2 separate regions of the Homo sapiens genome follow, and region 1 is linked to region 2. The links are chromatin contacts, found by Hi-C or POLR2A ChIA-PET in ENCODE. All regions are on one chromosome and are shown on one strand. The core of a region is the stretch at or near the end of the contact, and the rest is flanking DNA. Distances in the headings are between cores, read along the strand shown. Region 1 overlaps KCNN3 (potassium calcium-activated channel subfamily N member 3). Region 2 overlaps KCNN3 (potassium calcium-activated channel subfamily N member 3).

Region 1 (4,341 bases), core at 587-3,086, 93 kb before region 2:
TATTTCACTGCAGGCTTTTTGTGTTCTATTTCTGCCTTTCCCCCCACAACAGTTGGGTAACAGTCCCCAGCATAGTGAATAAGTTCTGTAAGATTTAATATTGATTTGTTGGAGTTTTTAAAAATTGAAAGTATAATTAATGATTTATTGCTACTTTGCAGTTTGCATTAATCACTGTCATTAATGGTAATCCTTTTAGGTGGTTTATAACTTTTAAATGGAGTCTGTTAATTCCCAAGCCTGGTGGCTTTGTCTCTAGGCTGCATTGGGGTCTGCCACCCTCCCATGCCCCCGACATCCCTCCCCATCACCCCATTTGCTTTAAGATACAGGGATGAAACTCCAGGTGTAAACTTTTCAGGGTCAGCCTCTTACCAAGGAACAGACATTTGGGTACCTTCCTGGCCAAGAGGAGGGGTGGTGCACAAGCTGGCTCTGGGCCTTTGCTGTGGGCAGAGAGAACCAGGCCACTGCTAGCTCTTCAACCCACTACTTCATTTACAACTCTCTGACTTTGTATTCCCTGGTTTGCATGTCTGACACCTCACTTGGCACATGATTTATTACAGCTTTTCAATAGCCCGTTCTTTCTGATTGACCTGTCCATCTCCATTTGGAGTGGAAAGATTGGCTTCTAGGTGTTTGTGGTGAGAATATTCCTGAGTGCGATGGTTTGGGGTTAGGAGCTTCCTGCTCTTGGTACAGAACCGAGGACCACAACTAAAGGAACTCCCCTTTCTCTGGCTGGGAAATGAAAAGGGTGGGGAAATACACACTAGAAGTTGCCTGAGACCTGGCTGAAGGAGAGAAACTTTCTGTTTTGCCAACACCTTCAGGGATAGAAAAAAAATCAAACTTCTGCCTGCATCACAGGCAAGGGAAGGCAGCTCAATGGAAACAGCATGAAAAGAACTTCGGAGCCCATATAGGTCAATCCCCTGCTTCTGGGGTGGGCATTCTCTCCCACATGAATAGGTCCAGATTTCATTTTGAAAACATTTCCCTGGGAGGAATCTTCCCTCAAATTCTCTCTCTTTCCGTCTCTACCCTTCTTCAAGGTTTGACAATCTCTCTAACCAAAATCCCTCTTGCTGTAGTTAGAGCCTCTTAGGGACCAGTTAAACTGGAATAAGGGATGGCCATAACAAAACATGCAAATTCCTTTTCCTTTTAAAGAGAAATATGTCTCCTGGATATTACCTGAATAAACCCATCAGCTTGCTGTTACTTTTCTGGGATTATACTTGATGAGGATGGTTGCAGAAAGTCCTGTAAACATCTTCTATAGTCTGTATGGGGAGGACAAGTCCCACCTGTTTCCAGTGGAACATTCTGATTCCTGTTGTTACTCTATATTTACAGAGTGGGCTCCACTAAGAGCCCACCTCCTTCTGTCACTGGTGGAAAGGCTATTTAATATGATCCCAATTAGAGGGAGGAGGATCTGGGATGGTTGTTGGAACATGGCAGACGGGGGAGACCCGGAGGGAATAAACCACCCCAGGATGCTGTGTGACCACCTGACCCTCTGCAAAGCAGCATCGTGGCACTCTGTTCCCTTTCAAGGTTCCCACAGTGAGTGCCACCCATTTTTACCACAATGGCAACAGGATTTATGCTCCCACCCACTCTCAGTTCTGAACTTTCTATGGCTTTGCCCCTCATTGGTCATAAAACACGTGTCACCTGCCTCTCTGACTTGGCTTTTCTTGCAATTACATGGTTTCCTTTGCGATCTTCCTGGCCAGTGGAAGCAGAAGGATGCTTTTACAGACAGGGTATTATAGATGGGTTGGCAGATGAGGTGATTTCTGAGGGCCTGGCACAATGCCCAAAGGGACGTGAGTCAGCTCTCAGAGGAGGTTTGGTTTTTCCTTCCAAATTCATACAAACAGCAGTGAAGTTTAAAAGATCCTCAAGTGGATTACAACCCCCATTCATTTGGCAGCAGAGGAGCACAACTGTCAAAAAGTCCAGGTACTTTAAGCTGTGGAAGAGGCACAGAGTCACTCTCAAGTTGGACAGGGCTTCAAGCTATTTCTAAAATTAACATCGGGGCCTTTCGTTCCCTTTCGAGGTTCCTTTGAGGAATGGGTGAAAGCCACCTCTTCTTGACCACAGCAGTGACTGGATTTATTTTTGTCCTGTCTTCCTCCTCCACATTCTCAGTTCTCGAGGCTTTTTATTGTTTTTGGTTTTAGCCAGGCTTGGGCTGGTTGCTTACTCTCCGGTGTGCAGGGCTTCTAGAAGTGTTAGCCACAGCCAGCGGGAGGCAGCCGATCACCCATCCCACCTGCTGAGCTGTCGCGGGCAGACATCTGTTGAGCTCCTCCCCAGCACCAGCCGCAAGAATGTACCTGATGTGGTCTTTGCTCTGCAAGAGCTCTCAGTTTAGAGCAGTCTTTTTGAGAAAAAAAAAAAAAAAGTGGTATGATACACGTAATATAAAATACCATCCTAACTTGTTTTTTTTTTTTTTTTTTGAGATGGAGTCTCACTCTGTCACCCAGGCTGGAGTGCGGTGGTGCGATCTTGACTCGCTGCAACCTCTGCCTCCCAGGTTCAAGTGATTCTCCTGCCTCAGCCTCCCTAGTAGCTGGGATTACAGACATGCACCACCATGCCCAGCTAATTTTTGTATTTTTAGTAGAGATGGGGTTTTACCATGTTGGCCAGGCTGGTCTCGAACTCCTGACCTCAGGTGATCCACTCACCTCGGCCTCCCAAAGTGCTGGGATTACAGGCGTGAGCCACCACACTTGGCCTCATCCTAACCATTTTTAAGTATATAGTTCAGTGATGTTATGTTTACTCATATTGATGTGCAAACAATCTCCAGAACTCTTGTCTCCTGCAAACCTGAAATTCTGTACAGTATATACATGGGGGATGTGTTCCAAGATCCCTGGTGGATGTCTAAAACTGCAGATAGTACCGAATCCTACAGAGAGAGATAGTCCCAGATTTAACGATGATTTGACTTAAGATTTGTCGACTTTATGATGGTGTGAAAGCAACACACATTCAGCAGGAACTGTACTTTGAATTTTGAATTTTGATCTTTTCCTGGGCTAGTGGTATGCGGCATGATATTCTCTTGTGATGTTGGGCAGCGGCAGAGAGCCCCGGTCAGCCCTGTGATCACGAGGGTCAGCAACTGATACAGTACTCTACCGTTTACAGTGTTCAGTAAATCACATGAGATATTCAATGCTTTATTATAAAATAGGCTTTGTGATAGATGATTTTGCTCAAATGTAGGCTAATGTAAGTGTTCTGAGCACACAAGGCAGGCTAGGTTAAGCTGTGACATTCGGTAGGTTAGGTGTATTAAATGCATTTTCTACTTACAATATTTTCAATTTACAACGGGCTCATCAGGACGTGACCCATCATAAGTTAAGGAGTATCTGTAATGCTGCAATGAACATGGGTGTGCAAACATCCCTTTGATACTCTGCTTTTAAAAGCAAGTGTTCTTGGCTGGGCATGGTGGCTCACGCCTGTAATCCCAGCACTTTGGGAGGCCGAGGCGGGCAGATCACCTGAGATCAGGAGTTCGAGACCAGCCTGGCCAACATATATGTTGCCATATATGTAGCGAATCCTCATTTCTCTACTAAAAAATGCAAAAAATTAGCTGGGCATTGTAGTGCATGCCTGTAGTCCCAGCCACTTGGGAAGCTGAGGCAGGAGAATTGCTTGAACCCAGGAGGCAGAGGTTGCAGTGAGCCAAGATCGCACCACTGCACTCCTCCAGCCTGGGCGACAGAGCGAGACTCTGTCTCTCAAAACAAACAAACAAACAAACAAACAAACAAAAAAAGCAAGCATTCCTAACCTGGGGCCCGTGAACTCCCAGAAACTAGCTGCAATACATGGTGTGTTTCTGTAAATGCTTCTTGTTCTAGGGAAAGCAAATTCATAGCTCGCATCAGGTTTTCAGTGGGCTTAGGATGTCAGGAGGGCTCAGTCTAGAGAGTAACAAAAGCAGCACCTCCTTCGGAATCCCCCAAGGCCCTGCCTGTCCTGAGTGCCGCCTCTCCGATGGCAGGGCAGGTGTGAAGGAGCAAGTCATTCACTTCTTGGTTCCTGTCCCAGCTGTGCCATTTACTACCTGGGTGACACTTGGCAGTTCAGCTGACGTCTTGGAGCCCTAGTCTTCAAATCTGTAAAATAGAAATAATGACAACGTCTTCCTAGGATTGTTAGGAAGATTAAACTAGATTTAGCACAATGGTCAAAAGCATAATGTGGTAGGCTGAATCATAATGCCCCCCCCTGCCCCACCGACCACCACCCTGCCAAAATATCCAGCTCCTAATCCCTGGATATCCTGGC
Region 2 (3,774 bases), core at 888-3,387:
ACCAGGATGGTCTCGATCTCCTGACCTCGTGATCCACCTGCCTGGGCCTCCCAAAGTGAGCCACTGTGCCTGGCCCAGTAAGTGCTTTTTTCTTTTGGTTTTTCCTTCTAACACTGCTCAGACCAAGACTTACATTTATAAAGAGCAAATATATTCTGACCTTTCCCCTCAAAGTTGTATTCCATCTAGAATCAAGGAAACAAATGCAAATTCATCATTTGGGGAAAGCAGACCTCTTGACAGTAATTCAAGTCCATGGCTATATGCTAACCCTTGCTACTCAAAGTGTGGTCCACAGACCAGCAGCGTTAGCATCATCTGTAAGCTTGTTAGAAATGCAGAATCTCAGGCCCCACATCAAACCTTCTTCATCAGAATTGGCCTTTTAACAAATCCCCAGGTGACCTGTATGCACCAGAAATATTGATAAGCACTGGCCTCACCTCACCGTAGTGATAACTAACCTCGTTAATAATTAGAGAATGAAGCTATCTCTTCCTTGAGTCTCATTTACAGAATTATTTGAAGATGTGAAGGTCCTGAATGATCATAAGGATTAAAAAAATGCATCTTTAAATTCCACTTGAGGTTATATAACTTGGATGGTCTACATCAAACATAATAAAGTCAATAAGAGATAGTCTTTTTCCGGTCTTACCTAAATAGCACTCCATATCCTTGAGCCACCTCAAAGCCCCCATTTTTAAGTTTTAGTCTTTTTTTTTTTAGACCAGACTAGCAAAGCCATCAGAATATCAGGTGGAACCTCAGGGCAGGTCCTCTGGAAGGCTACAGGAGTCTCTGCTTAGCATAGTACAGAAATTGTTGTGTTTCTCGATCCTTGTGTTCTTCCCTTGAGGAACTCAGCATCTCACCAGTAAGAACTCCCCTCCCCTAGAGGAAAATAGCAAGAGAAGTTAGTTTAACCATCTAGAAACATTGCTAATCTCCTTGAAAGCCAATTCTCTTACTCATTGCACCAACAAGAAACACTCCAAGGTGGGCAAGGAAAGACGTGAATTCTGATATTGGCGCCATAACTCGATATGTACCCAGAAACAGTTATGTTCTAAATTAATGGCTTTAACCTGTTCATTGTAAAAAGTGCCTTGGACTTCAATCTAAAGAGGTCAGTATAAATATGTATGTGTGTGTGTGACGTGTATGTAGGCAAATATTTACAGATTTATACATACATAGGTGCACACACATATACCCGCACATTCATATATAATATATACATACATATATAAATGCTTCATAATATATCATATTGCTATTCACAGCTCCATTTCTTTTGTCTGGTCCTATGTTTATTTGTTTAGTGAGACCTTTACATAGAGAGGTTCTATTCGGAACATTGATGTATTTTTTGTTTGTTTTTTACTTTTTATTAAAAAGGTAAAGGATATTAAAAAAAAAAAAAAAAGTCAAGTGCCTGAAGGTTTTGAATGGAGTTACGGTAAACTTTCTCAGGTCACCAAAGAGGAAACATTTTTCCTTTGGAAAACATTTTTCTGTTTCAGTGACTTTGTTTTCCCTTGGTGGTAATGCATAAATAAGAGTGGTTAAAGTGATTTTGTAAGTTTTATTTCAATCCATTTCTGTGGTTCCCATAAGGCAATAGCTAAAAATTTGTTCAGTCTAGTGCCCAGTTTTCTCCACACATCAGCATCAGAAGGGCCCGGTCTTCACATGCTCTGTGTGGTTTTGTTCGCGTTGTTACTGTGTTCCTTACTAAGGAAAGGCAAATGAAATTGCAGGGGCTGGAGCTTAGACCAGCTCCAAATATGGCTTCCTTTTGGTAACACACACAGAAGGTGGACTAGTGGGAAGTCTCTCTCCCTGAAGCAGGTGGGAACCTGTGTCTTAGAAGGCAGAGGAGTCCCAGTGAACTCTCCACAGCTCCATGGGCCCTGCCTGTCTACAGTTATACAACTGCCTGTATGAGTCAGCCTTTCTCTACCTTAGCCAAAGGTCTTCTCTTTCTGTGGTGTGACAGCTTGTAATGAACCAACTTGCTCTGGTTAGAAGTCCCTAGAGCTCCAGGAAGAGTCGCCAGGTTTCCATTGCTGTGCTCAAAGCTCAAGGACACATTATACTTCTTTAAACCAACTAAATCTCTCTAGCTCCCTGCCCCCATGGTGACACTTTCATAATAGGCAGGGCCAAGTCAGAGAGGTCATGCCCTGTATACAGTGTCAATCAGAAGAGACACTGCAAAATGTCAGAGGTGACCAGAAAGACAACAGATCTCTCCAGCTGTCCTCACAGCTGCAGGCACATTTGTGGAATTGTGAGTAGGAAGGCTTGGCAGCCAGGGGATGGGAAATGAATTTCCCCAAGTTGAAAACCCTGTACCCTTACTTTCCTTCCCATAAATTTTTCTGTAGTTCTAGGTAAATAATAATAATAATAAAAATGCAAATTAGGTGCTTTAGAAGGAGTATGTAATATCTGGGACTTTTTCTAAGTTGGTAGACCTAAAAAATGTTTTCAAAAATATATCTAGCTGCATTTCTACTGCTGTCATTCCTTAAAGCTCTTCCTCCAAAAACTCCATATGAATGAATACATTTACCAACTCAGTGATTACTAAATAATAGTACTTTATACTTATACACAGTAATACCTTTCATCTAAGGATCTCAAATGCCAATATATTAGTCATCACCCTGTAAGGTGGATGACATATTATTCCCATTATTCCAATGGGAAAATTGGGCCATAGAAAACTGAGGAGCAAATGACTCATCTACAGGAATTAAATGGAAAAAACAGGCTAGGATTTCTCAGCACACTTTAGGAGTGAATGAAAACTTACAGGCTTCAGTTCTACTGCTGGCCACCATTGGATTTGTAAGATCCAGGATGTGTATTGACCACATGTGTCCAGACCCAGGCTTAGGGCATCTGGAATGAGAGTGGTGGGCTGGTGTGTGGGTCTGAGGATCTGGATGGGAGACTGCATTTTCTTCTCTGTGCAAAATATGGAAGTGTGACCTTGAAGGTGGGCTTAGTCTATGGCCTTCCCCACTCCTGCTTGAACTGAAGCTGGAGAGAATGGGCATTTTTAAATGTTACGGCATATGCTAATATAATATTATGGCATTAAATAAAAACAAGAAGAGAACTGACTAAAACCAAAAAACCAAAAATGCAAGTGACTGATTTCCTTTAATTTTATCTTCTTCTTTCCCTACATGTATAGTTGTGAAAGCAAGATTTTTTAAAAGAGGAAATCTTAATTTAGATCGGAAACAGCGTCCCCTGGAAAAGGTTGCTTCTTTAAGCAAGGCCAGAACTGCCGTGGTTTTCATGGTAGTGTTGACTCAGGAGATTGGCCCCCCCAACATGGAGACACATGGAAGGCCTTAATACCAAACCCAGTTTTAACCACCCAGAGAGAGTGAGAGCCGCTCCTAAGGTGAATGGCTGTTCATCAACGAGAATATCTAGACACACTGATGTGTGATACGGCAAACTTGCAACTATGTTCAAGTAAAGTATCGGGCAGTTCCACACAGCACTCCTTCCATTTAGCTGAGCAGAGGGTCTCAGTAGACTCATCTCTGAAGCTTTTGAAAACCCCAAGCCAGGCTTCTCAACCCATGGAGACTCAGAAGCAGAGTATGGGTGACACCTGGGCATGTCCCTGAGGCACCACAGGTCGTTCTAAGGGGTGCCCCAAGTTGAGCACCACTGATCCAGAGCTTGCTGAAGTGAGGCCACCGGTGCCTAGTCTGGCACAGCCCTCCTCAGGATCTCTCCCCT

What was found. A loop is a pair of places that touch in the nucleus more often than their neighbours do. ChIA-PET counts read pairs that join two places held with the same protein, here RNA polymerase II (POLR2A). Pooled maps may share reads with other maps.
Region 1: a loop to region 2 is called in a pooled map, with 5 times the contacts of the local background. The contact joins two enhancer-like sites. A Hi-C loop is called at or near these places in 6 of 50 pooled maps. POLR2A ChIA-PET finds 5 or more read pairs at or near these places in 2 of 52 experiments (HEK293T and activated CD4-positive, alpha-beta T cell).

Annotation. Positions count from the first base shown.
Region 1 is chr1:154,789,371-154,793,711 of GRCh38, reverse strand. All of the region lies in intron 2 of KCNN3 (potassium calcium-activated channel subfamily N member 3), which reads left to right. Among named protein-coding and RNA genes, the nearest start is that of KCNN3, 79 kb to the left of the region's middle. RefSeq lists an enhancer at 1,938-2,247. Within about 2 kb of position 1,836, at least 5 of the 41 ENCODE cell types and tissues checked have a DNase peak (open chromatin) inside an H3K27ac peak, as active enhancers do.
Region 2 is chr1:154,696,839-154,700,612 of GRCh38, reverse strand. KCNN3 (potassium calcium-activated channel subfamily N member 3) reads left to right here. Exons shown (of 8, transcript NM_002249.6): 8 at 1-3,158. Among named protein-coding and RNA genes, the nearest start is that of ADAR, 91 kb to the right of the region's middle. Within about 2 kb of position 2,137, at least 3 of the 41 ENCODE cell types and tissues checked have a DNase peak (open chromatin) inside an H3K27ac peak, as active enhancers do.